6 separate regions of the Mus musculus genome follow, and all the other regions are linked to region 1. A link is a loop called in an ENCODE intact Hi-C map of the cell type or tissue named here. Cell type or tissue: left cerebral cortex. All regions are shown on one strand.

Region 1 (5,000 bases):
GTGTGTGTGTGTGTGTGTGTGTTTACATGTGCAAAAACTGGGTAAGGGGAGATCAGAAGAAAACTCACAGGAGTTGGTTCTCTCCTTCCACCCTTACATGAGTTCCATCAGTTCTGGATCTCATATTTATTTGATACAGGGTGGCAGTCCTGGAATGTGTTTTGTAGACCTGGCTAGCTTGGAACTCAGAGATCTGCCTGCCTCTGTCTATATTCCTTCCCCACCCGCAGTGCTGGGTTTAAAGGCCAGCGCCACTAGCTCCACAGCCCTCCTCCCCATTTTGAGTAGTTTACCTGCTGGCCAGGGAGGCCTGGTATTCACCCACCTGTCTCCACCTCCTCATTACTGGGATTAAAGGCATGTGCCATCACTGCTAGCTTTTAAAATACGGATTGATTCTGAGGATTGTATTTGGGTCCCTGTGCAAAGCAAGTACTACAGACAAACGGAACTATTTCCCCAGGCCCATGCCACACGTCTTTAAGGAAAGAAAAGAAAAGAAAAGAAAAGAGGAAAGGGGGAAGGGGAAAGGAAAGGAAAGAAAAGAAAAAGGAAAAGAAACTTTATTGAGTATCAAGAAAAAAATTCAATTTATTGATAGGAAAGGTATTGGTGTTCTCAATATCAAAATGGTACAATTTGTATTTCAAAAGTTGCAATATCAAGACATCTTTCTTTATTCTATATGTTAAAATACAAGAACCAGGATGTAAAAGCACAGGGTTTTTCTACACCTTCCTTTGTTCTGACATAACTACACAAAGACCTGTTGCATTTATTAAAAGCTGCAGGCACTAAGCTGGGCAGGATTCTGAGCCAGCCTGGCCAGTCACCTCCCAGCCACGTGGTGTTACCTGCCATCTTGGTCCCCCCCCCCCCTCCTTCTTCTCAATGGAGACGCCCTAGCGACTCTCCACCTTGGACCCTCTCCCGGGGATTGGAAGTCTTGCCTTAACTCTCCTCCTCAACTTTAGGCTGATCAGATCTTTACTGACCAATCAGAAAATGATTGGGGAACAAAGTTCTACAAAATAAGGATTCAGGAAATCCTTCATCATAATGACAATATCAAAATCCGGACTGCACCCCAGACCTCCGGGTACAGAAATCGGCATTGGAATACACAGCGCACAAAAACATCCCTCAACACCGGGACACCTTGGCAGCTCATTACCGGTATAAACCTTAAAATCTGGGTCTGGATTTGAGAGTTTATATTTTAATAAGTTCCATAAATGAGCACACTGAAGATCTCTTCTTACTTTTAGGCATCTGGACGCCTTACTTTCAATAAGATTTTTCTGTTAGTAAACCAGATTTCGAGTCTCAGGTCTCTGCCATTTGCTACCACACCGCCCAGCCTCTCCTGAGGTAAGGAACATGTTTTTTCTCTCTTTATTCTCTTCTGCCGAGGGCCCAGGAATAATCTTTATTGCATAGTGGGCCGTCAAGAAATTCATGTTTAGGATGATGAAGAAATACCTTGAGTGAAAGTGACTTCATGTGCGTTACGCTTCTATTTTAAAGCACCACCACCTACTTGGTAGAAGTCATGTTTAGGAAGTATTCTCTCTGGCCTGGTTCCTCTCACTGGCTCACCCAGATGGAGCTTGCAGGTGTGGCTACACATAGAGGCATGTGCCTGCTTGTGCTTGGTATCATCTGAGCAGCTCTCAAAGACATTGCTCACACAAAGTAGTCTAGAAATATTTTCCCATTCCCATAACTGGCTGCTTCAATGTTTTCATTGTTACTTTTTTTTTTTTTTTTTTTTTTGATTAAAGCTAGGGCCCTGTTGTTGCAGAGGACAAATATATGACATTATACTTAACTAATGGCCTCTTAGCTCTGAATATCCACATCGTTTAGAATATAGCTTTCATGACCTCACTCAGTGTGGTGTATTGCAAATACCACTCTTTCTGACTTTCCAAGCCACCTCCTGTTGTCTATAACACCTGGAGACAAGTCTGCTAGGTGCATAGGAAATCCTTAAACATGTTGATGAACTTAACTTAAGCAGCCATTTCCTTAAGACCTAAGAGTTCTTTCAGGAGCATATAAAAAAGTGAGCCACGGGATGTATGAGGAAGACTTGCATCAAATGCCCTACTTGCTTGGCTGCTGTACTGGGGACAACAACCACAGAAGACAAACTTAGTCTTATCTTTGCTACCCTTGACCAGTGGCTTAACCTGAGCAGGCTCTGGTCAAGGGAATTGCCCTCAGTAACTAAAAATATGTCAGGGGCAGAACCAATTCTAATCTTTTGTTGTTGTTTGTTTGTTTGTTTTTCGAGACTAGTTTTCTCTGTGTAGCCCTGGCTGTCCTGGAACTCACTCTGTAGACCAGGCTGGCCTCGAACTCAGAAATCCGCCTGCCTCTGCCTCCCAAGTGCTGGGATTAAAGTCGTGCACCACCCTGCCCGGCCCAATCCTAATCTTATAGTCTTGTTCCCAACCGAAGAAGACTGAGCTTGCTTTCTGAGGAGAGGACCTATATTATACACATTTGTCTGAAGACTGTTGCAGCAGTCTGTGAGTTTTTGGGTAGGGAGGGTGCTGGGAGTTGCAAATTTTTCGGTTTTTTTTTTTTTTTTAAATAATAAAGTTGATAAAAATTGTTAAAAGAGATTCTGGAAGTGTGACACGTAACAGAAAACAAGACAGTCAGAAATTATGTAGTGTTTACCAGGAGCCACATACTCTCCAAATTACTTTGTATGTATTAACCCATTTGCTATCCCCAGCAATACTGAGGCAGATGCATTTTCCTCATTTCCATTTTACAGATGAGGAATTCAAAAGCACACCGTTTTGTGACTCGTCCAAAGTGGCACAGTTCCAGAGTCCACGCTTTTAACCACTATACCCTGGTGGTTTAAATGAAAATGAATATTCATCTTCTCCTGAACGATTTTAACAGCAGATTGCCCCACGTGTAGATTGTCCCTTACCCGCAGGTCCACTGTTCTTGTGGCAAAGCGTCGGACGCACCTGTGGACACGAGGGGGCGCCGCCGCCCCGCACCCTGGTCCCCCTCCGGCAGGCATCCGAGGGGGCGGAGTCTGAGCTGGGTGGGGCCCGGCTGGCCGCCCACGGGGTAGCTATCCCGGCGGGCCGCGCGCGGCGGTGTTTGAATGGCTGTGAGTGGGGCCCGGCTGGGGATCCGAGGGACGCTCCGAGCTGCCGGGAGCGGTTCATCAGCACAGTGGCTGAGCTTGGGCGCTGCGGTACCATGAGGCGCCGGTAAGTGACGGCCGGACCCGGTTGGGGCCTTCGCTGCTGCTCGCGCGGCGGGCTTCTTGAGCAGCTGGCCGGGCCCACCTGCAGGCCCCGCGGCAGCGGCCTTTCCGGGGCTGGGCGGCGGGGTCGGGGCGGGACGCAGGCGGGTGGGGCCCCCGGTCTCCCGCGGAGCCCCCGGGCGAGCGGTTGTCTGGAGGTTGGAGCTGCAGGCCTCGGGGGTCCTGGCAGGAGAGGCATGGATCAAACCTACTGTCATTTATTTATCTTCGGGTGGAGTCGACATCTGCACCCTACGGGGAAAGACGGGGCGCGTGAGAAGATTGCTCTGCGAGGACAGGTTTTCCCCAGAGCAGCCTAGGCCCGGCTGAGGCATTTCCTTATTTTTCTGAGGAATTTTTGAGTCCCAGACAGATCGGCTTTTGTTTCTAAGGACAGAAACTTGACATAGCCGCATAAGAATCATTGACTGCAACTTTTAAAACCTCGTTGTGCTTTCTGAAAAGTTATTCCGTAATTGTACCTAGGTGCTTAACTGAGCTTAGGCATGGAGATAACAAAGAGTTGATTTGTTTTGTACTGGCTTCTAAAGTCCCTTGAAAACAGCTATATCAATTTCTTGGCAGATCTGGAGAAAAAAGTAACTGGAAGAGATAATTCTATAATTATTGCCGATTTCGTACTTAACGAGCTCGCTGAGACACCAGTCCACCTAATATCTGAAACTTTATACAAAATCATTCAGGATTTTTCCTCTCTCATATATTTTTGGTTGTGAGCCTAGCCTTTAACGGCTGAGCCATCTCTCCAGCCCTCTTCTCTCTTTCAAATCAGCTTCTTCAAGTCAGAAGTTTATGCATGGAGGCTTTTTGCTTGGATAGTAGCTGGACTTGTAATAAGCCATAACGAGTAATAACTTACTTATTTTGTTTTCTGTGTGCTAAGAGTTGTTTTAAGAGTGCTGCTTTGGAATAGGTAGTATTATCATCATTTTGACACGGGAAAAAGGCACGGGGAAGTCATCTTAGGTAGGGTTACATAGTTATTTGCTCCACAAAGCCACAGGGCCGCCTCCTCTGCCTTGATCTTACTAATGTCCAAAGTGTTGTTTCATTTGCTTGAGCTTCGGAGATATTTATGTGCGTACGCCTCTGTGTACACTACACATGAATGAATCCACACACCAACCACATTCCCTGCTCGTATTGACCACGATTAATTTTTGTGTTTGAGGGAAAAAAATGTTTCTAAGATAAATAGAAATAAGGTTTATGGTTTCACTTTTCAGAGACCAGAGAACAGCTGGAAACATGATTCTTTAAAACTGGGTACACTATTTTGTATTTGGAATGAGTATACTTCATAACACCTTGCAGAGAAACACCTCAAGAGTAAGCTACCTTCAGTAGTCAGCACTTATTCATATGGAAACCTTGAAACTTCATTCAGCAATTACTGAGGTTTCTATTGCCTCAGTGTCCAGCACAGTACTGGATCCAGTGAGCTATATTCAAGAAATGTGCCAGGCAACAGGTATTAGGGAAGTTAGTTTGGTGTGAGATTAGTTACAAAATAATATACTCTTCCTTGGGGCAGTGATGTATGATGATCTGGACTGGGTAAATCTGCTATACAGCTAAGAAATGAAGGGCTTGTGTAAGACATTTATAGAAAGGGAGGCAGGGTATTTTACTGAAGAAACTGTTCAAAGACTAGGAATCCAGACCAAAAATTACTTTTAATGGGAACAGTAAGTTA
Region 2 (5,000 bases), 390 kb after region 1:
ACCCAGGACTAGATAATATGGGGCTATAAGAGACAAGTTATAGGAATAAGAAAGTAAATTAAAAAAAATTCTGTGTTCTTTTCATTAACAAATAGGAAAAGAAAAAAGAAAAAGAAATTCAAAGCATCTGTAACAAGAGGGAAAAAAAGCACAAAACCACGATGAAAAGGGACATTTTAGATCCTCTGAATAAAAGACCATAGGGAGAGCTGGAGTTCTGGCTGCTCTCAGAGGACCCTGGTCTGATTCCTGGCCACAAGTGGAGACTCAGAACCGTGTATAATTCCAGTCCCATGGAAGCTAACACCTTCTTCTGGCCTCTATTGGTACTGCGTGCATATGTTGCCCAGACATACATGTAGGGAAAATTCTGGTACACACAAAATACTAAAAGAAGTAATAATAGAGAGAGAGAGAGAGAGAGAGAGAGAGAGAGAGAGAGAGAGAGAATACACATTTCGGTTCTCTAATTGTGTGCACTCTGTGCAGCCCCGCCCCGCCTGTGCCATGAACGGCACTTCTATGGTGAGCATGATGCTTACCTTAAGGGGCATCTTGCAGTACTCGCTGAGCTGTGGCACGTCAAAAACCAGACGACGCAGGAGTTGCTGTAACATGGAAGGTCTCAAATGACTGCAGTATAGAGTAAGAAAACAGAAAGATGGGACAAAGTAAATACAGAACGGTGAAGAGAGGAAGGGAGGAGAAACAAAGGACAATGGGGGGAAAAAAAGCACATATTAGTACCAGCAAGAGGACTCGGTGGGCTAGAATGCTTAGTGTGCAAACCTGTATTTGATCCCTTCCCATTCCAGAAGGGTGCCATGGCACTCCGGCCGAGTCAGCCTGTCAGGCAGGGATGCCTAAAAGCTGCTCATGAGGCAAAAAGAGTTTCAAGGAAGCTCTCCTCCTGGAGTCTGGTGTCCCCTTGATTCTCCATTCCCACGTTAGTCTAGTGTATGGATCCACGTGCTCTCTTTCAGTATCATCTTATTATAAGTGCCTTTTAAGATTGAATTCTGACATAGCTAAAGCCTTCCGCCAGTGTTCCAACAGTCCTAGAACGTCCTTGAGCTAGACAGTGACATTCAGAATAGCCCCTGGTATTACACTATCAATAAAAGCAAAGTCGCTCCCATATACAAGAATTTACAATGGTTTAGGAAGTAGATCGGGCTGTGGTTTTAGAGTATTGCATTATTCATGAGATGGTTAGCTAGAACGGAACTCCCTAGTTAGAACCATGACTTGGGTGTGAAAGCCCTCGCCCTAGGAGTGAAAAGTTCTCACACCTGGCTTCTAAGACTATAGCTGACCTTAGATAGGGCTGACTCTGTCTCGGTTATTTTATTGCCCAGTTCCTGCCAGTCTTTGCGTTTTCATTCCTCTGTTCTGTGTAAGAGTCATTAAGCATCCGGTTACCTCATTTGTACCTTGCGGGTATGTCACCCAACTTCCTTATTGTCTTCTGCATAAAAAGTCTGATGTTCGATTTGAAAAATTATATTCAGATTCCACACGAACTCTCCTGTGTGCGTCTGTTTGTCAATCATTCTACGCTTTGTCCACCTGAGACTAGAGACCCGTTCCACGCAGACAAAGGGGCCCAGAGGGTCTGCGGCAGAGTAGGAGAGACTCAACTCAAGAAAGCTGTTCTCTGATCTCTGCATGTTCCCTGGAGCACAGGAATTTCTCTCTCTCTCTCTCTCTCTCTCTCTCTCTCTCTCTCACTCACACACACACAGAGGCACCCACTTACACACACACATGCACACACCCATTCCGTGCACACCCAATAATAAAACATAAAATTAAAAAAGCAGCATAAATTAGGACTAAGCCTCAAACCAAAGAGTGTCTTAACACAGATCTTAGATAAATCATAGTGGATGGTAAAGCCCCAGTTTGAAAATGGAATGTGGTTAAAATATAAAAAAGAGGCATGTGGTAATGAATTGGGGTACTTAAGGTTAATTTCCAATGGCTGTGCATGAAGATGATGTGGGGCTGTATGCACGGAAAATATATTCAGTGATTATGTGCAAAATACGTAACAGAAAGATGCGGCTGGCTTTATAGCTGTCTCCAGAGACTTCTCAGAACTAAGAATTTTCTTTAAAGACAGTCTCACTATGTAGCTGCAAAGGAAGAAGATAAAGCAGGCCAGCTGCAGAGGTGGAATCCGACTCCACCTGCTGGTATGATCTGAAGGCAACCCTAAAATCTCCTTCATTATCATCTGGTCCAGGAATTTCACATTATTAGAACGATTTCTTTGGGCTTCTTTTTTTCTCTCAAAACAACTCTGTACATGTCAAACACAGAAATTAAAGATTAATTAAAGACTTATCAAATTACTGAGTTCATGGCTGTGGTATTTGGTGCAAGTAAATTCTGAGACAGAGAAAGGAGAGAGAAGAGGGGCTAACTTTTACTTTTCAGATGCCAAGCGAAAGTCAAGAGGTCCCTATGGATTCTCTCCAGTGCATTTAAAAAATATTTATTTATTTATTTAATGCATATAAGTACACTGTCGCTGTCTTCAGACACAACAGAACAGGGCATCGGATCTCATTACAGATGGTTGTGAGCCACCATGTGGTTGTTGGGAATTGAACTTAGGACCTCTGGAGGAGCAGCTAGTGATCTTAACCTCTGAGCCATCTGTCCAGCCTGAGTTATGTTTGTATATGTGTGTGTGTATGTACATGTATGTATATATATACATACATACATATACACACATATATACACACACACACACACACACACATATTTAATTTTAGTTCATGAATCCCCAAATTCCTTTCATAGCCACCTGAGGAGATACGGAGGCAAGACCAGGAACTTCACTGGTAAAGAAGATGCACAGGAGAATTCATCAAAGCACCTTCAACAAGGAGGACAAATACAGGTGACAAGGAACAAAACTTGTCTATTTCACAACCCTTCTTTTTTGTTACTTTTGTTTTTAATGGCTGAGGATATATATTTTTTAATTTGGGAAAATTATGAATGGGCAAAAAGAAAGAAAGAAGAACCCATGTGTTAAAAACTAAGACTTCTCACTTAAAGGCAGAAGTCACAGCCAGTGAAGTGACATCAGGCAGTTTCCAAGTTGGCATTCTAAGCTGAGTGGCTGAAATGAGGAGGTCTCTGCATTTTTACTAAAGGTCTCTGCAAATTTTAAAAGAAGACAGTGTTCTTAATTCCTAAAAACTTGCCTTGTGATAAAAGGCTCTGGGTTAAGAAAGGCGAATCAAAACCCATCCCCAAAGAAACAGTCCTACCTGAATCTAGTAATTATGACTCAAAATTCACTCGGTGTTTCTTATCACTATTCAATGGTAATAAAGGGGGACAACAAATCTCTGACTCTATTGTTGACTGACTGTCCTGGCTAGTTTATGCCATCTTGACACAATATAGAATCACCTGCCAGGAAGGGGCCTCAGTTGAGAAAATGCCTCCATAAGATGGGCTGTGGGGGATTTTCTTAATTAGCAGTTGATGTGGGAAGGCTCTGCCCATTGTGGGTGGGGCCGCCCCTGCCCCTGGGCTTGGTCCTAAGTCTATACTTAGGCTGAGCGTGAGGCCAGCCAGTAAGCAGCACTCCTCCGTGACCTCTGCTTCAACGCCTGCCTCCGGGTTTCTGTCCTGACCCTGTTCTGACTTTCTTCACTGAACAGTCATACCGGAAGTGGAAGCCAAATAAACCCTTTCCTCACCAACGTGCATCCCAGTCACGGCATTTCATTGTAGCCACAGAACCCTAGCCAAGACACTGACTTGTTACAGGTATATAATAAAATACCCAGTTATGAACGGTCTGCCTGTCATACCTGGAACTTAAGTTGGGGAAGAGTAGAGCATTGCCCCCTGAACTACAGAGACAGAATGTGGAGCCTCATTTCAGGTCTACTTGCCCCAAACTCTGGTTTCTTTGAAGATACACCTAGTTCTGACCAGTCACATGAACCTGGCTTTTCTATTTGGAGTTAATTCTGAGACACTCAGTGTCTTTCTTGATGTGGCTCTAACCTGAGGTCAGATTCAGCAAAAGCTAGACCAAAGACAGCAGCAGTTCTTCATATTGGTACAGCATTGACGCTGACAGAGAGGATTTGTTCTGTAGGATCACCTAGTCCCATTGTCTCCAGAGGAGAGATGCGGAGGCCCACACCGGCAAGTAATGAGGCCAGAATTCTTCCTTTCGAGGTAGTGAAGCAGATAACTCCAGTCTCCATAACTCTTAGTGGGTCAGTGTGTCTACAAAGCTTTTTGTCTATCTTGCAAGACTATGTCCTTTCTATTTAACCTAATTTTCCCCCCAGTGATACTAACCTTAGGATAAGCGAAGTAGTCAGTGTGGTTGCATATAGTTTTGGAAGGGGATTGTCTTAGTTAGGGTGTCTATTGCTGCAGCGAGACACTATGACCACGAAGAAATTCGGGGAAGAAAGGGTTTATTTGGTTTACATTTCCACATTGCTGTTTATCATGAAAGGAAGTCAGGACAGGAACTCAAGCAAGGCAGAACCTGGAGGCAGAGGCTGGAAGCAGAAGCTGATGCAGAGGTGATGGAGGGGTGCTGATTACTGGCTTGTTTCCCATGGCTTGCTTAGTCTGCTTTTTTATAGAACCCAGGACCACCCATCCCAAGGATGGCACCACCCACAGTGCCCTGGGCCCTCCCATCAATCACTAATTTTAAAAAATGCCCTACAGTTGGATCTTCCTGAAGCATTTTCTCAATTGAGCTTCCTTCCTTTCAGACAACTCTAGATTTTGTCAAATTGATATAAGACCAGCCAGCACAATATATTGGAAAGAAAGCCCATTTTGAGCCCTGAGTCTGTGTTAACTTCTAACCCTATACCTCTCATGTTGGGCAAATGGTACTTTGCAGTGAAGCCTCTGGGCGTTAGAAGGTTACAAAGAGAATGTAGGTTACCTTTACTCAGCCTTTATATTTGAAATGTGTTAGGCTGTTCCTTACC
Region 3 (5,000 bases), 100 kb after region 1:
ACTTGGGAGTGTCATAGTCATTGTTTTCAGTCCGAGGGCTCACAAACGTTTCCTTGGTCTCTTGGGTATTGAATTCCTTCCCCGGGCTTTCCTTGGCCTCATTCTTGCAGACCACTTGAAAGACAGGGTCAGTGGTGGCCTTGGCTTCGTCCTCTGAAGAGGGGCAGCTGCTACAGTTGGTAACCTGCTCAGCCTTTTCCCAGTCAGCACTTAGATCAGTGGCCTGGGTTGGCTTTCCCGTTGTTGAGGTGCTTCTACGGGAGGATGACCAGGAGGCCTGGTTCCGTACTCTCTGGGCCAGGCTGGGTCTAGGGCAGCTAAAGAAAGATCTGAGCAGGGTCCTGTGAGCCGGTTTTCTCTTCTTGACTTCTGCCACAGAATCGGAACCTTGGAGGTCAGCCAGGTCCTTGGTTCGTTTCTCTGTTTCCCGGTAGATCCGGCAGTAGAGTATGGTCATGACGGAGACAGGGATATAGAAAGCGGCAATGGCGGTCCCAAAAGTGATGGTGGGCTCAGAGAGGAACTGGATCTGGCACTCATCAGGTGGTACTGTCCGCTTCCCGACCAAGTACTGCCAGCAGAGGATGGCTGGCGCCCAGAGGATGAAGGAGACCAGCCATGCCAAGCCGATCATGATGCCAGCCCTCTTTGGGGTACGCTTGGCTCGGTATGTCAGTGGTCTTGTGATGGAAAAGTAACGATCAAAGCTAATCACCAGAAGGTTCATGACAGAAGCGTTGCTGGCTACATAGTCGAGTGCAAGCCAAAGGTCACAGGCCAGACTCCCGAGAACCCAGCGTCCCATGAGGATGTAGGTCGTGTAGAGGTTCATGGAGAAGATGCCAATGATGAGGTCTGCACAGGCCAAGCTGAGCAGGTAATAGTTGTTAACTGTCTTGAGCTGACTGTTGACTTTGAAGGAGATCATGACCAAGACATTGCCGACAATGGTCATCAGACTGACCACAGCGGTCACAGCTGCAATAGTAATGACTTCCCACAGTCCATGGCGTTCCAAAGCCTGGTGATTTACTGGGGTGCCGTTGACAGTGGTTTCATTGTGATAAGACTCCCCTTCCATCCTGGCTCAAGAAATTACACTCAGATTTGGTCCAAGGTTTGGCGCTACTCTCTGTTTGGAGCTACCTCCCCTCTTCTTGGCCAGTATCTGGAAGAAACACAAACAGGTCAGTTCCGCTCATCACACACACTTCTGCATAGTTTTCTTTTTCATTTAGGGTTCATCATTGCTAACAAAATTATGAAGTGCACGTAGAACAAGATGCTGAATTGTTGAACCTTTTTCCCCACTGAAGAAATTAATTATCAAAACTATTCATAGTGTTGAAATACTTAAGGTAAGTATAAGGTAGAAGGCAAAATACATTTTGGATAACATTCTAGAAATATATCTGTACACATCATTGCATTGGATAACAGTATAGTAATATATGTATATAATTTTTATCATTGCAAAATTCTTCTGCCTAATGAATTTTGGACTTTGACTATAAAAATTCAATTACATGTTTTTCAATGAAAAATTCTGACATTTTTACACACATAACAAATGAATTTTGTCTTCCTGTCTCATTGCCCTCTCTCATTCCCTGCTTCTCCCACTGAAACCATTCTTCATCCATAGAAATTGCTAGGCCATCAGTAGTAACATTTTTATCAGGGCTATTCTTTTAAAAATGTATTAGTTCTTCGAGAATTCCATATGTTGTATTTTGATCATATTCACTCCCCCAACCCCTTCTAGACCCACCCCTCCTTACCCACCCACCCACCCACCCAACTTTGTGTCTTTTACTTTTTTGTTTGTTTGGTTTTTTTTTTGTTTGTTTGTTTGTTTGTTTTTCGAGACAGGGTTTCTCTGTATATCCCTGGCTGTCCTGTAACTCACTTTGTAGAACAGGCTTGGCCTTGAACTCAGAAATCTGCCTCCCTCTGCCTCCCAAGTGCTGGGATTAAAGGCGTGTGCGACCACCAGCCCTTTTTTAACTGTATAATCCTTTTGCTTTTTCAAACAGCCCTCAATGCCTGAGCATCTTTCATATGTGTGAAACTGCTGCCCTCTTGTGGCAATTTTATAAAAGGGGGGGGGGTTGAGAAGGTAAGGGAGAAAGAAAAGAAAAAATAGAATTGCTTAAAAGGAAGGGAGGGGGAGGTTGGAGGGAGAAGGAGGAGTGGAGGGCAGGAATGGGGGTTGGGTGGGGGATAAAAGTGGAGTTGGGGGAGGGGGAAGGTGAGTGTGAGTGTGACAGACTTGAATTTGGGACACATAAACTGGACATGAACACCAGATGTAGCAACCAGAAGCAGTAGGTTTAAAACACAAGTGCTCACAGTGGGTTAAATATCAGGAAGAACTCCAGAACTCCTGTCGAAGGAATGTGTGAAGAAACAAAGTTTTAGGCAGCTCTTATTAAGTGACCTGTATTTCACTTCTTTTGACTGATAAAGAAGAAGTGCAGTCCAAGGTTCATTTCATTGAAGAGATGACTTCTCATTGTGTCTGAAGCGATAATGTTAGGAGCAGGATTTCAACTGACTGGCTTTAAAAATGGTGCTTATTAGTGTGCTAAGTGCCTTGGAGCATAAAAGAGATGTGCCAGCACATGAATTGAGAGGCTTAATATTACTCGGCTTTATCAACCATCCAGGAAGAAAGTTGGGCCTTCAGGGACAGAAAGGCCTATTCCTGAGGATATTAAATGGCTGCACTGTCGCTGAGGACAGGAAAGCCGGTGAGACAGTTTAAATTCGAGGACTAGACAGGGAGTCACTGGATGTGTGTGTGTGTGTGTGTGTGTGTGTGTGTGTGTGTGTGTGTGTGTGTTTGTGAGAGAGAGAGAGAGAGAGAGAGAGAGGGAGGGAGGGAGGGAGAGAGAGAGAGAGAGGGAGAGAGAGAGGGAGAGAGAAAGGGAGGGAGAGAGAGAGAGAGAGAGAGAGAGAGAGAGGAAGAGAGAGAGAGAGTGTTTTCCTCCCAGTTCTGGGGTGAGGGTGGGGCTCCTTTTCCTTCTGTCTTATGCAGTATTCTCAGACTTCTGGAAACTTACTATTTTTCTATGTGTGCCATGTCATAAAAAGCCTTGGAAATACTGCTGTAGATAGATTTATGGGAAAGTCACAAAGTCCAGAATTCCTTGGCAGCAAACTCTTTCCAAAAGAAGTAAAAGCAAAGATTCTATATTCATCTTTGCACTCCTAATGAACACATGTTTTCCTGTAAGCAACAGGAGGAGAATGTCTTGAGGAGACAGCAATCCCCTGCTTCAAGCAAGGCTGACTGATCTAGGAAGATTAGGACTGATGCTTGAGCCTGGGTTTAGTTCCAAGGAGATCAGAATGTATCTTGTTAAATTGTTTGGGGGCTGCGGTGGTCAGAAAGCTGTGTGGACATGGGAAAGAGGACGAGGAGGAGAGTGGTTATGTGTGCATGGATGTCTGTGCACCATGTTTGTGCAGGCATGAAGTGCCCTTTGGAGGCTAGAAGTGGGAGTCGTCTCCTAGGAATGGAGTTACAGACAGTTGTGAGCCACCGTGTGAATGCTAGGAATTGAATCCTGGCCTTCATGCAGAGCTGCGAGTGCTTTTTAAGTGCTGAGCCATCTGTCTAGCCTGGCCTTTTCTTATTTTTAAAGAAAAGTGGAAATAAACCACATTTTCATGCTAATGAGAATGGCACATTAGAAGGTAAAACTGATACATGGGAGAACATGCTAGAGTTTCTGGTCTCCAGATAAGTGAGCTGGCATGGGGCCTAACGTGGCAACAGAAGTAACTGCCTGGGACTGGAACTGAGGTCCAACAATAGTATCCCAAGGGAAGATGGAGTATAAGAGTACGGATCCCAGCTGCTGTGTTTAGTGATGGCAGGGCTGGAAATTATCTTCTGATAATGTCTGTTACAGAAAACCTGGTCAACAGCTTAGAGTGTGGAGGGCAGTAGAAATTTGCAGTGTATATTTTAGGGATGGCTCCATCAATTTTGAGTTCTCTAAGCCTGAACCCTTGAAGCTCTTTAACAAATTCCATTAGAGCCTCATGGGCTTTGATCGTTCTATCACCTCTAGAATAAAACGGGCAGGAACTTGGGGCTTACAGCATAGGTACTGCTAGAATCCCTCTGTGTCCTGTGAGTACCCCTAAGTAGTAGATGCAGATGTTTAAAATACATAACAAGTGGAACGTCAGACCTGGCGATGCAGGCCTAAGAGCTCAGGTACTCTGGAGGCTTAGATAGAAGGATGGACAATTCAAGGCCTGTCTGGACTCCAGAGTTAGGAAAAGGCCAATTTATTGAGATGCTGGTTCAAAAGAAAAAGGAAAAAGAGCAGATTTCTTTCTAAGAAATCCTACCAATGTTTTCCACTCTTCTTTTTCACACTTCTTATACTCTCCAAGTATAAGAAGGCAGCTGAACTATTTTAAAAGTTGGCCTGATTACAGAAAATTCAGAAAGATGTGTTTGTTGTACGAGACTTATATTTGTAGGGGGTCAACGCTTTGTTTTAGAACTGTCACAAACAGCCAGGACGTGGTGGTGCATGACTTTAATTCCAGCACTTGGGACATAGAGTCAGGTGGATCTCTGTGAGTTCAGAGCCAGCCTGGTCTATCTAGTGAGGCTCTCCGCCAGTCAAGGCTACATACTGAGACCCATTTCTTCTTTCTTTCTTTCTTTCTTTCTTTCTTTCTTTCTTTCTTTCTTTCTTTCTTTCTTTCTCTTTCTTTCCGAGACAGGGTTTCTCTGTGTAGCCCTGGCTGTCCTGGAACTCACTTTGTAGACCATGCTGGCCTCGAACTCAGAAATTCACCTGCCTCTGCCTCCCGAGTGCTGGGATTAAAGGCGTGCGCCATTGCCGCCCAGCTCGAGACCCATTTTAATGGACAAAGATAGATAGATTAGATAGATAGATAGATAGATAGATAGATAGATAGATAGATAGATAGATAGATTGACCATCACAATATTTGTTTTCTAAATAGTG
Region 4 (5,000 bases), 77 kb after region 1:
ATTTTAACGTCTCTTAGTAGGGAATCAGGAAATCTATATACTGGGGTACTTGGTAGCCTTATTTTAAGAATGAGGAAACATTTATATACCATTGGGATAATTTACAGCCAAGAGCAGCACTAGCTCTAGCACTAGGGAGGTTGAGACAGGAAAACTGCCACAAGTTTGAGGTTAGCCTGGGTTGCATAGTGAATTCTGGGGCAGACTGAGCTATGGTATAAGACCCTGTCTATAAAACATAGACCAAAAACAGAGATTTTTTTTTCCAAGCTACATTAGGGAAAAAGGGCAAAATGAAGAACTGCATTTGTAGTTTGCTATTAGATAGATGGTGTACAAATATATACATGTAAAATAGAGATGCATTATAGCTGCATACATTTATATATTTATATGTATTATAACACATTAATTTTAATTAAATTACATATTGAGGTAATTGTGATGGCTCACAATTTATGTCAATCCTTCCAGCATTTCAGTGGCTGAAGAACAGATAAAGTTCAAGACCAGTCTGGACTGTAGTATGAAATCCTATCTAAAAAAAAACTCACGATGGGGGAGGAATTCACAACATACTGGTTTTATTTATATAATAAGCACTATTTATATAATAGTGTGTGTCAAATAAATATACATTATGTTGCATATTATATTTATTTAATATCAAGTATATGGATGTTGCTCACATGTATGTATGTATGTGAACTAGCCTGTGGAGGTATCAGATCACCTGGAATTTGAAGAGCTATAGTGTGGGGGCTGGGGACTGAACTCAGGTCTTCTGCAAGAGTAACAAGTGGTCTTAACAGCCGACTCATCTCTCTACCCCCATATATGTATATTTTTAATTTTATGTTTTTGCTTATAGACTATTTCTGGGCACAGAGTCAAGGGATGGAGATAGAGACCACTAGAAACATGCATAAAGTTAGGTGTATTAATTTCTGTAGCAAGAAAAACTCTATACCAGAGAAACTGAATAGAAGAGAATTAGTAGAAGAGTATTAGTAGAAGAGAAGATGGATGAATTTTTACAGTATTTAGGCCTCTGCTCAATGACTGAGTTATCTAAGGCAGGTAAGCATCAACTCTGAAAAGAATATGTTAGCCAACGAAACAGTGAGAAACGAAGCAGGGTTGCGGCACTCTTGGTAAATAAGAATTAAGAACTGGAAGAAGGATGCTAGACGCGGCATGGCTTTACGAAGGTAACTGTTTTCTGGTGGTCTGGCCATTTGCCCTGTCTGTGTCTTAGGTATTTTATTTACCATTTATAGTGAGTGCTTCACTTTCTCAGTCTGCAACCTTGTTTGTTAAAAAACCAAAGCATTAACACAGAATGAAAATAAACATTCTCCGCGAACTTAAACATGGATCACCATTTTTTGATATAGATTTTAAAAAACTTTTTGTTTTCCTTTTCAGCCCAAATTGTCTGCATTTCCACTCTCCATCGGGAGCTTCACTCTTTTTTTTTTTTTTTTTAACTTTTCTATGGAGGCAGAGTGCACAGGGTCTTTTACGGAGATATGTGGTAGAAAGGAGACTATTTAGAGCTAGCAAGAACCTTGAGAAAGTGATAGGGTCGATGTCTGAATGTTGTTAGCTACAGACACAGCACTCAACACTTCAGATCCTCATTCCTCTCGGTCTCATGGTCCTTTACGCCCACGATAAGACCTGCAACTGTGGACGCCACAGCAAAACTCTCTGCCAGCTTTACTTCGCCTTACATGCCCTGGCATCTTTACTTAAAAGCCTCGCCACCTTTTAAGCCCCAGCCCTGGGTCATTCGGAGCGTTGATCCTGCGCCCCTTCTCCTGATTAGTCAGCGGTCACAACTTCTCTCCGGGGCGTGGACAAGCTCCGGGCCGGATCCGGCTCGGGATGATGACGACATCGGCTGGCGACGGTGGCGGCAGCTTTAGCGGCCTTGCGGCGGGGTAGGACTTCCGGGCCGTAGGCCTGACTCCTCAGAGCTGCTGTCATGGCGGGTGCTCTGTGGGGTTTCTTCTCCGTCCTGCTTCTGTTATTATCAGGAGATGCCCACAGCTCGGAGGTGCCTGGGGCTGCTGCCGAGGGCCCGGGAGGTAGTGGGGTCGGCCTGGGAGATCGTTTTAAGATCGAGGGACGTGCGGTTGTTCCGGGGGTGAAGCCTCAGGACTGGATCTCCGCGGCCCGAGTGCTGGTAGACGGAGAAGAGCATGTCGGCTTCCTTAAGTGAGCATCCCGAGGGCAGCAGGAAAGCGATTGGGGCGGACGCTGGAAGGGTATCCAGCTAGGACAGCTGTCAGGACCCTCAGTGTAGCTGTCAGAAACTGAAGGCACCGGCGCCACTAACGGTTTGTGCTGGGAGACCTTGAGAGGCAGTCAGGTACTTCAGCAACGAGGATGGCGGACAGTGGTCCCAGGCGCCCGAGACCTATGCGGTCATTTATTTGTAGCCGTATTTTGGCTCCAGTGTGAGACAGATCATACTTGGGCCCAGGGGAGTCTCATTTATCTGTTGGGTTTTACCCGCTTTGCATTTTGTCTAGTGTTTCTGAAACCTAGTTGCTTTCTCCATGTCACTCTTCTGATAGCTTGGTGTTGTGTAGAAAGATGCTGAACAAGTGGGAATTGTCAAAGCCCAAAGGGCTCCCAGTGATGACATAGACTGTAAGGCTAATGGTCCTGCTTCTAAAATTAATGGGCCCAGAAGTCCCTAATCAAAGAGTGCTTTTTTGGGGCCCGAGTTTGTGATTATTGTTCTTTTTACAATTGAATTCATCGAGGGATTTGCGATATCATAGTCGTCATTTAAGTCAGACCAGGGTTACTCGAGATTCCTTACGCCTAGTTGTTCTTTTCTTGTTCTTAAGAGTTTGTGATTTATGTTTAGATTGGAAGGTGGGTTGAATTTCTTAATGCTTTGTCAGCAGTCCGTTTTCATTCTTCAAGCCACGAATATGTTTTAAATTTTGCCATCAGTATTTGGAGTTGAAACTATGAGTTGAAAGAAAATATTTCTTTGCTGGCTTTATAGACCAACTTCAACCATACATCTTAAATGTGGATGTTTCAACTTGAATTGCTTATTTCTGCAGATTGTTGATGTTCCCTTGTGGGATATTCAACCTCAGATTAATAAATAATGGCAAGTTGACAACCAATATTTTAATGTTATTTGGCATTAGGGTATTGTTTAAATTTTGTCCTAATTAATGTTTCATTAGTAATAAATTCCCACTAGGATGTGGGAGGTAAGGCTTAATTGAGTAGTCAACTTCTGCCGTATGCAGCACATTTGAAAACCTCCTATTTTTATTTTGAAGATATTTTACAACTTAATATAGATTGTTAGATATGTTTAGCCTTGCACAGTGACATAGACCTAGCATCTCAGCTACTCAGGAATCGGAAGCAGAAGGACCATAAGCTAAAGGGTACTCTGAACTATTTCGTTGAGACCCTGTCTCAAAGAAGAAGGAAAAAAAGCTGGTGGTACAGTGTTGTGGTGGGACTTAGTATGCAAGAGGTCCAAGTACAAATAAATAAATGTTTATTGAAGAAAATATAAATAAGATATTTTCTTTTTAAAAGATGCAACAGAAAGATAATAACCTTTAATGTTTTATAGTAAATTTTTTTCTGACTCTGTAGAATCATATGACTTGTCTTTAAGAGTAAAGCATATAAGACCATAATTTTCATTTAACATTTATGAACATGTTTTTATTCATGCTCTTATATTCATATAGAGGGCTAATTGAGAGTCGATGTGGTTTTTATGGTGATAGTCTTTTTTTTTTTGTTTGTTTTTAGGCTTTTTATTTTTTGGCTTTTTGAGACAGGGTTTCTCTGTGTAGCCCTTTGCTGTCCTCGAATTCACTTTGTAGACCAGGCTGGCTTTGAACTCAGAATTTCGAATGCCTCTACCTCCCAAGTGCTGGGATTAAAGGAATGCGCCACCACTGACCGGCTTATGGTGATAGTGTTGTTGGAAATAGGCTTGGTAATTTGTCTTATTTTTTTGAATAACCAGCACACAAGTTTGACTATATTTTTGGTTTCTAGGGAAGTAGCTTGGAACTTTACTAATGGAGGTGAGAGGAAGTGGGTTAAAGAGCACTTAAGCCACTTTTCATATCATAATGTGCATATAAATCACAACTCGCTTTTCCAGTCTTCTGCTTTTGGACAGTTAGGTGGTTGCCAGGTGTTTTGTTTTGTTTTGTTTTGTTTTATTTTGTTTTGAAATTATAAGCTTATATACTACTTACTTGTGACTTTTTAAAAAATAATTATTTATTTATAATACTGTAGCTGTCTTCAGACACACCAGAAGAGGGCATCAGATCCCATTACAGATGGTTGTGAGCCACCATGTGGTTCCTAGGATTTGAACTCAGAACCTCTGGAAGAGCAGTCAGTGCTCTTAACTGCTGAGCCATCTCTCCAGCCCTTGAATATTTTTTAAATACATAGTTTCACTGTGGTTCATACAATCACGTCCTCCTGTGCTCACTTCCTCGTGAGATTACAGGTATCTCCTAGCATGCTGAGATTTGCTTTTTCATTTAGTAATTCTGGTTCTATTTGTGTTGAATAGTCATCAGTTTCTTTTTTTTCCCCTCTGCTCAAACAAAAGTGTCTTGAGGTTGTTATCAGTGTCTATAAAGAAATAGAAGATGACTGGATGTAATATGCACACTTATGTCCCAGCTCTTGGGAGGGAGGCAGTAGCATCATGAATCTGAGGCCATCCTGGGTTATATAGTAAGACTTTTGTCTCCAAAAACAAAAGAGCAGAATATGCACCAAAATTAGAATAGTTCACATAGAGTTTAATCAAAGGATTAAAACAGTCTATTCATCGTGATATAAAGAAACATCAGATTATGCAGTACCCTGGAGCTTACAGCCTCAGCAGTATTTATCCTATAATGCATGAAAGCCAAACTAACATAGAAATTACTACCACCTCTGCTAGAGGGACAAGGAGGGGAAGAGGCTAC
Region 5 (5,000 bases), 71 kb after region 1:
TCAGATGAAAATCACATGATCTTACGCATATGAAATCTGGGGCAGTTGAGCTCATAGAAGCTGAGAGTAGAATGGTGAGTAAGGCTGGTAAGGATAAAGAGGAGAGCTGGTTACTGTGGCTCCCACATATCATCCCAGTACTCAAGAGGCTGAAATAGGACTGAAAAAGTTCAGTGTCAGCCTGAGCCACACAGTAGGAATTTGACTATCCTGGACTACATACACTACAATGTGAGACTCTTCTCTCTTTCTCTGTCTCAGTCTTACACACAGAAAGAAGTGGAGGAGGAGAAGGGAGGAAGAAGGAAGGTTTATCAGTGAGTACTAACTTATGCCTACATAGGAACAAGAGGCTCAGAGATACCTAGAAAGAAATCTTTGGAAATTTTTCACTAGGAAGAAATTACCAATGTTTTGAGAAGATAAATATGTTTAAATGTTATTTAAACATTAGGTAACATATACATGCATAAACACTTCATGGTCCCTTACTAATATGTACAAACTTTGTATCTTTCTCAGCTAAGATTTTTAAAAGAGAAGAAAGATATACCTGAAAAAAAATGCAGGAAAGGGGATGACGAGATTTCCTCACAGAAAGGCCAACAAGCTCAAAAGAAATAAAACACAGAGCCTGAGAAAAGATCTATGGATGTAAAGAAAATGCAACTCAAGGCCACCCACACCCTGATCCATGGCTTCTATGTGAACCAACACAAGGAACCCCAAAGAAATAAAAAGCAAACATAACAAGGTCTAACATGGTGTAGACAACCTGCAACACTGCCCTACTGGTAGCAAAATTAAATGGTACTGCCATCCTGGAAAACAGCGTGATACCTCCATCTAAAGCAAAAAGAGAACGGCTGTCTGACCCAAAGGAAGGAGAGGCAGGACTTCACAGCTGTGTGTAGGCCCCTCTTCATACCCACAGTAGCAAACATGGAAGCAGCCTGAAGGAATGGGCAAAACATACCATGTACATTCAATTGAATCCATTCACCCAGTTTTAAAAGAAAGAAAATTAACATATGTTCCAATATGTATGAACCTCAATGATGTTGCTGTGCTAAGTGAGGTAAGCTACACATGAAAAGACACCTTCTGTAAGCCTATTTAATGAGCCCCAGATAATTCACAGGAACATAAAGGAATTAAGTGGTCATCAGTTGGTTGGCAAGGGAGGACAATGAGGTTTTTAAATTTGTTTTGTTTTGTTAAAGATTTATTTATTTATTATATGTAAGTACACTGTAGCTGTTTTCAGACACTCCAGAAGAGGGCATCAGATTTCATTACAGATGGTTGTGAGCCACCATGTGGTTGCTGGGATTTGAACTCCGGACCTTTGGAAGAGCAGTCGGTGCTCTTAACCACTGAGCCATCTCGCCAGCCCCTTGTTTTGTTTTTTAATAGATGTAGTTTCAGTTCCCTAAAATAAAAGGGTCTGGAAGGAGTCTTGCTCAACACTACATAGAAACTTACGTCAACTAAATGTGAACTTCAAATGGTTGTGACAGTAAATTGAATGTGTACTTTACAACAATTTTTTACAAAGTTTAGATTCAAATGAAGACATCCTGGAACTACAGCCATTGTACTTGTGCAGTTGTAAACAGAGGCTCAGTGCTTTCTAAGGGCTGGCATGTGAAAGGCAGAGCCCAGGGACTGACTGAATAAAGGCTCAAGCTCCCTGGGTGAAGCTCAAGTTCAACTGCTGTGTTGAACATGGCATGTTCTGTGGCTGCTCTGAGCTAATCCTTTAAACTAGACCCCCATGGTGTCAAGGACATTCCTACACTGCAGCCCAAGCCAGTGAAAAGCTGTGCCCACTAGAACAGTCCAGGCTTAACACACAAGAATAATCAGTGTACCATAGCTTCTTCCACCTTAGATGTTGGCTTCTCAGCCACTATTACTCAAACACAGTACAGTATTGAGAAATACATTTTAATATTTACAAAGCACTTGATCTAGAATATGCCAGGAGACCTAGGATATTATCATTTCCTACAATCTAAGATGTTTCCTCTTCATGTTTGTAAGTTATTTATCATATTTTATTCTTCCTCAATTTGTTTTTCTTTTAGTTTTCACAGAATTTGATGGAAGAGATAAGAAATTCAAGTAAAATGAATAAAGTGAAACATTTCCATTATTATCTATTTCTGGAAGACATAGAAGCATACTAACTTCCCTATGTGAAAGACAGATGATTCATTTCACTGCAAAGAACTTTAGAGATAGCTTTTGAGAGTTTGAAACCCAGAGTCCTAGGTGGGCAACAGACATTAAAAATATACAAAAGAATTGACTACAGTCTATTTGAGTGAAAGAGATTAGCTTAACTGTTTGAAGTAAATATGATTTGAAAACTCAAGAGGGCAAAAGTCATCCCCAAATAAATACCAGAGTGTTTGGGGATTAGCATAGCTGAAGTTTCCTAGGAATTACAGTGGCTACTCTATTAAAAAAACACTGACTTCCCTTTTAACCTTTCTTCTATTTAGAAAGCTGGTACATGAAAGTGGCTAGAGGATCACCATGACACCACACAAATACTAACAAGCAGAATACTGAGACAGAGGGAAATGGCCAAACCCATCCCCAAATATGTCAGTAAGTGATTAGGAAAACTCCAGCAAGGGAGGATAATTGGTTTTGGAGAAGTGCTGATTCAAATTTCAATAGTTATATAGTTATATGTGTATATATGTGTGTATATATATGTATATACGTATGTATATGTATATATACATATGTATACATATAACTACATGTGTATAACTATACACACATATATGTATATGTATAAATAATACTTCAGCTTCTTTAATTAAAAAAATTAACTACAAACTGTTGCAAAAATATCAAAAACACAAAGAATGCTTTTACAAAAAGGAAGAAATAACATCTGAATGTGTAATCCAACACTCAAAAAAATTCTTAAATTCTGGATGTTGTTCTGTTTTTTCCCTATTTCACACTCCTCTCTGCCCCCGTGTGGCAATAACAAGAAAAGGCTGGGGGCCCAGAGAGAAGAGAGGGTGGAAAAGAGCAGGTCTGGGTGACGAACAAATCACCTCCACATTTCACATCATCATTAATAACCAAGGATAAGTAATAGCTCAGGTAAGTACCACCTGCTTGACGTCTAAACAGGAAAACCATGGAAAGTTGGGAAGGAGTGACTGTAAATTTACCTCATCACTAAATTTTCTGCGGCATTGTTAAAGGAAACTGAAAAGCCTTTCCTGGTACAGTCCATTAGCAAAAGTCAGTTTTCTGGAAGATAGAAGAAGAGAGAAGAGTTTTTGCAATTTTTGAAGGGTCAACCTTCCAGGATGTAAAGCAGCAAGGTTAGTCTGTCTGAACAAGCAAAGTACATCAAACTTAAGGTCTTCCTAGAACAGTTTCCTGTGCTTAGTTTCTATATTAGACACAGGCCCAAGGGGGGGTATTGCAAGACTGCCTCTCCTATAATTTGGAGTTGGGTATCTATACAAACCATATCCTACTTAGAAAACAGCAGATAACAGACTTCTACCATGTCTGAAATGAGCCCTTAGACTTGTGTCCTCTGGTCAGTGTGTGGAGTCCTGCGTTTGACAGTCGAGGATTTCCAAATACTAGATGCTTTGCTAAGTGACAGTAGACTAAGGACTAAGGTAGAGCGGGAGACAGATCTCAGTCGGTGTTTGCTGCTTGTCTTCTTCCGCTCATACTCCTACAGAAAAAGCAACTCCCACGTTCCCCTCTTCATTTTCAGAACCGGTGCAACAAAGTATCAACAAAGAAGAAAAAAAATACACTTGAAAAAAAAATATAAAGACTTGCTTTGAAGTTATTTTTATTTGGGCATATTTGTAACATTTTTATCGTTTTATAGAGGTGTTAGTTTACTTTGTGTTTTCTAAAACCACTCTAGCAGTTAAGGATTGGGGCACTGCTACACAGTCTCATATTTTAACGGTGATTCAATAATGGTTATGTCTGCCCTAGCTGGATTTGAAATAACCCTGAAACTGTCTGAGGGCTCAGCCCTCCGGCAAAGTGAACCTGGTGATCAGTGATGCCATTTTGGCGCTTTTGTCTTTGATGGAATGTCTTCCTTGCAAACACATGGTTTTCCCCTAAGTCTGCAACACAATGCAGATCCCATTCGTGGTGAGGCAGAGAACAGAGACCTTGGTTGTTGCATTTAGGAGAAGGATGGTGTACTGGCTGGTTTTGGGTGTCAACTTGACACAGCTGGAGTTATCACAGAGAAAGGAGCATCAGTTGGGGAAATGCCTCCACGAGATCCAGCTGTAAGGCATTTCCTCAATTTGTGATCAAGGGGGAAAGGCCCCTTGTGGGTGGGACCATCTCTGGACTGGTAGTCTTGGTTCTATAAGAGAGCAAGCTGAGCAAGCCAGTGGAAGCAAGCCAGTAAAGAACATCCCTCCATGGCCTCTGCATCAGCTCCTGCTTCCTAACCTGTTTGAGTTCCAGTCCTGACTTCCTTTGGTGATGAACAGCAGTATGGAAGTGTAAGCTGAATAAATCCTTTCCTCCCCAAGTGCTTCTTTGTCATGATGTTTCTGCAGGAATAGAAACCCTGACTAAGACAGATGGGGAGAAAAGGTCAAAGATTGTGGGGCCAGGGAGCTGAGGGACTGGGAGTGGGGAGTGGGGAGTGGGGAGCTGGCCAAGAGCAAGAGTTGGGTTGAGGTTTGCCAAACCCTGGAATTCTAATCCTAAAATTGACAGGGGTAGGATTGCTGCCCCACCCCAAACCCGAGGCCTATGTTCAGCCTTGTCCCCAACCTCAGTAGCCAAACTTCCAATCCACTTATAAAGTCATGTTTGGCAGCATCTGGAATTTCCTTATGCAAATGAGGTATCCCCAGTGCCCAGGCCATGGACAATGATGTAACTCACCCCAAAAGCCCTTACCCGCCCCCTACGGTTTAAGTAGCCTTTGTTCCCTTATTAAAAGAGCTGTCTCCCAAGAGTCT
Region 6 (5,000 bases), 97 kb after region 1:
CCCGAGTCCACACAGCTCTTTTTGTACATTGAGGGCCCAAGGGATGGATGGGTATTTGGGAAGTAATCACTGTTGATGAGTCAGAGCTTTAGAGAAAGTGGTGGATATTTTTTTAAGACATCAAAATACAAGTAGATGCCTGATTTTTTAAAAATGGGTGCAAACAGATGCTGGCAAGGATGTGGAGAAAGAGGAACACTCCTCCATTGTTGGTGGGATTGCAAGCTTGTACAACCACTCTGGAAATCAGTCTGGCGGTTTCTCAGAAAATTGGGCATAGTACTACTGGAGGATCCAGCAATACCTCTCCTGGGCATATATCCAGAAGATGTTCCAACCAGTAAGAAGGACACATGCTCCACTATGTTCATAGCAGCCTTGTTTATAATAGCCAGAAGCTGGAAAGAACCCAGATGCCCTTCAACAGAAAAATGGATACAGAAAATGTGGTACATTTACACAATGGAGTGCTACTCAGCTATTAAAGACAATGAATTTATAAAATTCCTAGGCAAATGGATGGATCTGGAGGGTATCATCCTAAGTGAGGTAACCCAATCACAGAACTCACATGATATGTACTCACTGATAAGTGGATATTAGCTCAGAGACTTAGAATACCCAAGATACAATGTGCAAAACACATGAAACTCAAGAAGAAAGAAGACCAAAGTGTGGGCACCTCCCCTTCTTAGAATTGGGAGCAAAACACGCATGGAAGGAGTTACAGAGACAAAGTTTGGAGCTGAGATGAAAGGATGGACCATCCATAGACTTCCCCACTCAGGGATCCATCCCATAATCAGCCATCAAACTCAGACACTATTGCATATGCCAGCAAGATTTTGCTGAAAGGACCCTGATATAGCTGTCTTTTGTGAGGCTATGCCAGTGCCTGGCAAACACAGAAGTGGATGCTCACAGTCAGCTATTGGATGGAACACAGGGCCCCCAATGGAAGAACTAGAGAAAGTACCCAAGAAGCTGAAGGAGTCTGCAACCCTATAGGTGGAACAACAATATGAACTAACCAGTACCCCCAGATCTCGTGTCTCTAGCTGCATATGTATCAGAAGAAGGCCTAGTCAGCCATCATTGGGAAGAGAGGCCCCTTGGTCTGCAAACTTTATATGCCTCAGTACAGGGGAACACCAGGCCCAAGAAGTGGGAGTGGGTGGGTAGGGAAGCAGGGGTGGGGGTGGAGGGGATATGGGACTTTTGGGATAGCATTTGAATGTAAATGAAGAAAATACCTAATAAAAAAATTGGAAAAAGAAAAAAATGGGTGCAAACACTGAAGAAACGGCTAAAAGAAATTTTAAGGTTTTTTTTTTGTTTGTTTGTTTTCATTTCTTTGTTTTGTTTCTGTGCCAGCAGAGGTGCAGATTGCAGGAACTGGTTCTCACCTTCTACAACATAGGTCCTGGGCATGGGACTCAGGTTTGGAGGCAAGCAACTTTATCCACTGAGCCACCTTGTTGTTTGTTTTGTTAAAGAATAAAAGGAAGAAACAGAGACTATTAACTAGGCCATGATGGAATGGGATTTAAAAAAATGTTGGGCAGAGGGACACTTCTTTGAGTAAATCTGTTTATAGTTTTGGTTTTTATAAACATTAGTATTTTACTTATTTACAAATATTAAGTCAGGGTGGGGGTGGCTAATGATTATTATCCCAGTACTCAGAAAGCTAAGACTGAAACGAGGAAAATACCTAATAATAAAAAAAAAAAAAAAAAAAAGAAAGCTAAGACTGGAGAACTGTGAGTTCCAGGGGAGGAAAAGTGCAAAACCATTGTGGGACTGAATCTGTACATTACATCGTTGGCCAGGTGAGCGCTTGCTTAGTATGCAGAAGGGCCTGGAAATGAAAGGCAAGGAAAAGCTGAGGCCCTCCCCCAGGTTAAAGGGTTCTAACCATGCCACGGCAGTGTTCTCCTTGATCCTAGATTATCTCCTGAATGGAAAAAGAAATTCTTATAGTAAATAGCATTTGTACAAAGTGTTGAAATTTGACTACAGTCTATAGACTACAGAACAACATTGTAGCCAGGGCAGTTCTCCTGCTTTTTGAATTCCTGCAGTGGTTACATAAAGTAACTCTGTTCTTAAGAAACACAGTGAGATGGGAAGACAGCCTATTCTCAGAAAGCTGAGAAAAACATTGTGTGTACATTTTTTAAAAAATGAGAGAGTGCCCATTAATGGGACAAAATTTTAATGCGTTTGTAAAGTAGATGAAGGGTAAAAATTTGTTTGTAGTACTTATTCAGCTTTTATATAAGTTCAAAATTAACTTCAAAGGAGTTTGTTCTTTTAAAAATGTGCTTCTGGCTCTATTCCTAACACTCACCCACTCATCTAGATTTTCTTAAATCAGCGGAGAGCTTGCATAATGTTGAACCTCACTGATGAACTGACAAGAGGAAGCTGGCGATTAAAATCACTTTCAGTGGTGGTGAAATGACGTGACAAAGTGGAGCTGTTGCCTTTGGTGCAGGGTCTCTGTCTGAGAAGAAGAGTTGTGTTTCTAGGTCTGTCCCTAGCCCTTGTGCTACAGGAGAAAGGAAGAATTTTAGCCATAGACTTTTAAAATCATCATTATTTAATCTTAATGTGGTCATTGGTAACTGAAATGGCAAATCACAGAAAGTAGCAAGATGTGTATTCCATAGTTTTATCCTATCTTAAAGGGGAAGGCCATGCAGAGCTGGGTAGGACCCTGATACAGATGGGTCCATCATGCTAACCAGAGAGCATTCTCCAGTTTTAACACTTTCCATGGAATCACTGTGTGGTTACATTTCTTTAGTATCCAGAACGACACAAGTACAGTATACTTTCCTGTGATTTGGATATTTACAGTAAACACCCATATACCCAAACCCAGGGGTTCAGGTACAGATTTAACAATTACAAAGAACGGACAGCATTATCCTCAGAGGACTCTCACCAGAGGGTCAAAGCAGAGGCCCACTGATGACGGGCTTTGTTTTGCCAAAACATGAATGGAAAACCAAGATTCTGGGACTTGTCACCAAATGCACAGCCAAGGAGAAACAAAGCACATTATTGACAGCATGTATCATTCAACAAATAGCTAGTTAAAGCTGGAAATAGTTCATCACAGACACAGCTAAGGACGCAGGGGCCCAGGCCTAGGGTCTGGTCAGCTTGTGCCCCACCCACTTCCCAGTCCCTGTACTTTACAATTGGATGTCTGCGTTCAGAAGGACCCACTCAACAGCCTGACTCTAGGAAACCTTTGTTTTCTCAGGTAGTTTGGGGGTGTGCTTTGTCTATGCTAATGGACATGAGGAGCCCTGTACACATGAATGCTTTCCAAAATCAATGATAAAGATCAATTTCTCAAAAGATAAGTGAAAAGGGTTGGTTCTGTGTGACAGTAGAGTGTTCCGTGTGTCTCGAGGAGCAAGACGCTCCCCATTCCAGTTCTGGGTAAGTTTGCTCTAACTGGCTTACCTCTCTGTTGTGAATGCCGAGTACTCAGCACAGCGTTAAAAATGCCATTTTCATGGAGAGATTTCGGATTCTGCCAGCAGCCAAGACTTTAAAGGAAAAGAATCAAGCATGTGTGGAGCTGGTAGAGCAGGTTTTTAAGTAAAGCCACACCCTTCTGGTATCATGTAGGCCTGGGAACCTCTGTCTCGGAGATTTGAGCCAATTAGTATTTCTACTAAGTTCTTGGCAGGTGTCAACCTGCTCTTCACCAGGGCTCCACAACTAGGTGCATCGAACATGTTTCTCCTCAACATGAGATTCTGCAGGGATAGGATAGAGGGCCATCTGGACTAGCCTTGTCCTGTCCAAGAGTCTCCCATCCTGAAGCCTCCTTGGTATGTAACTCCGTTCTTTTGGATCAAAGGAAGAACTCAGATACACACCTGATTCTCAGGAAACCAGGTCAATTCTTTTTTCCATCATCTTAGAAAATGGGGTTAAAAGAGAGCTGGCTTCCATTGAGTGAAATGAAATCCAGAATTTTTTTTTTCTTTTTGAAATAGGATCTTGCTAGAGACAAAGCTGTCTCTACCACTCAAGTGCTGGGATTACAGGTATGTTCCACCACACCCAGCTAAAGTGTAGAGAATCTTTTAACACAGCATCAAAAGATATCAGCAGATTTAGCTATAAAGTTTCCGGCAGGAGTTTCCACCTGTCAGTTGTTCGTGAACCATTGCCCTGCTTTTACCCTGTATCTTTCACTAACTTGACTTATTATTTCATAGCTTTAATTTTCTTGGACATGTATTATTTTCAGAATCATCAAAGAAGCATCTGAGTTCACCTTTCCCCAGTCCTGTCTGTCTCTTAAACTCAAATGCAGCAGGGCTTTGAGCGTGCCAGGTAAGCGCTTTCTACTGAGCACCACTGCACTTCCAGTTGGTTTATATAAAAATACTTGGATAGTTCAGTTAAATTCTGTTTTTAAGTAATTCCAGCATACAAATGTATGTCTGTAATTTTGTTTTTATATCATTATAGCTTACACTTCTTTTTTAAAGCTGAAACTTATATGTTTGCATTGGTGCTGTGGGTTGAATCCAGTGCCTCCTGCATGTGTGGCAAGAATGACATCACTAGCTGGGCAGTGGTGGCACACGCCTTTAATCCCAGCACTCGGGAGGCAGAGGCAGGTGGATTTCTGAGTTCGAGGCCAGCCTGGTCTACAGGGTGAGTTCCAGGACAGCCAGGGCTATACAGAGAAACCCTGTCTCAAAAACCAAAAAAGGGGGGGGGGATGACATCACTGGGCTCCCCATAGTGAAGCTTCCATGTTTAAGGACCATGGCCAGCTGCACTGAACCCTCAAGCGTACTTTTATGAGCTTCTCACTTTTGGGTGAATTTGGATAGGTCTCAACAAGGAAGTCATTTTATTTTCAAATATAAAAGACCTATAAAGAAGAAGAAGAAGACATCCCCCTCCTGTTTGTCCAAGTAGCACACCTATCCCACACAGGACAGTGACCTGTGTAT

Evidence for each region. Peaks named below come from ENCODE experiments on the same cell type or tissue, not always from the same donor. Only the 100,000 strongest peaks of a DNase experiment are listed, where the experiment ranks them.
Region 2: it touches region 1 in a loop (7-fold over the local background); 5 of 42 quality-filtered maps call a loop at or near these places.
Region 3: a loop joins it to region 1, with 8 times the contacts of the local background. A loop is called at or near these places in 31 of 42 quality-filtered maps.
Region 4: a loop joins it to region 1, with 4 times the contacts of the local background. A loop is called at or near these places in 23 of 42 quality-filtered maps.
Region 5: a loop joins it to region 1, with 7 times the contacts of the local background. A loop is called at or near these places in 22 of 42 quality-filtered maps.
Region 6: it touches region 1 in a loop (3-fold over the local background); 30 of 42 quality-filtered maps call a loop at or near these places.

What each region holds. Positions count from the first base shown.
Region 1 is chr2:112,376,110-112,381,109 of GRCm38, forward strand. Katnbl1 (katanin p80 subunit B like 1) reads left to right here and starts at 3,102. Exons shown (of 10, transcript NM_024254.3): 1 at 3,102-3,248. It also overlaps a transcript of Emc4 not described here. In left cerebral cortex, a CTCF peak has its summit at 3,002 (motif pointing right); DNase peaks (open chromatin) are centred at 3,050 and 3,496; H3K4me3 peaks cover 1,798 bases; H3K27ac peaks cover 1,104 bases.
Region 2 is chr2:112,765,697-112,770,696 of GRCm38, forward strand. Ryr3 (ryanodine receptor 3) reads right to left here. Exons shown (of 104, transcript NM_001319156.1): 49 at 543-633. Among named protein-coding and RNA genes, the nearest start is that of Gm22676, 270 kb to the left of the region's middle. In left cerebral cortex, a CTCF peak has its summit at 2,194 (motif pointing left); a DNase peak (open chromatin) is centred at 2,170.
Region 3 is chr2:112,479,689-112,484,688 of GRCm38, forward strand. Chrm5 (cholinergic receptor, muscarinic 5) reads right to left here and starts at 1,129. Exons shown (of 1, transcript NM_205783.2): 1 at 1-1,129. The coding sequence starts at 1,081. In left cerebral cortex, CTCF peaks have their summits at 2,077 (motif pointing left) and 2,282; DNase peaks (open chromatin) are centred at 2,073, 3,114 and 3,558; H3K27ac peaks cover 1,397 bases.
Region 4 is chr2:112,453,078-112,458,077 of GRCm38, forward strand. It overlaps Emc7 (ER membrane protein complex subunit 7), which reads left to right and starts at 1,948. Exons shown (of 5, transcript NM_133749.2): 1 at 1,948-2,223. The coding sequence starts at 1,991. In left cerebral cortex, a CTCF peak has its summit at 4,340 (motif pointing right); a DNase peak (open chromatin) is centred at 1,904; H3K4me3 peaks cover 2,313 bases; H3K27ac peaks cover 1,333 bases.
Region 5 is chr2:112,446,793-112,451,792 of GRCm38, forward strand. No RefSeq gene overlaps it. Among named protein-coding and RNA genes, the nearest start is that of Emc7, 5.7 kb to the right of the region's middle. In left cerebral cortex, a CTCF peak has its summit at 3,011 (motif pointing left); DNase peaks (open chromatin) are centred at 3,016 and 3,716.
Region 6 is chr2:112,473,123-112,478,122 of GRCm38, forward strand. No RefSeq gene overlaps it. Among named protein-coding and RNA genes, the nearest start is that of Chrm5, 5.2 kb to the right of the region's middle. In left cerebral cortex, no CTCF peak of the experiment used is centred here; DNase peaks (open chromatin) are centred at 96, 2,113 and 2,343; H3K27ac peaks cover 1,564 bases.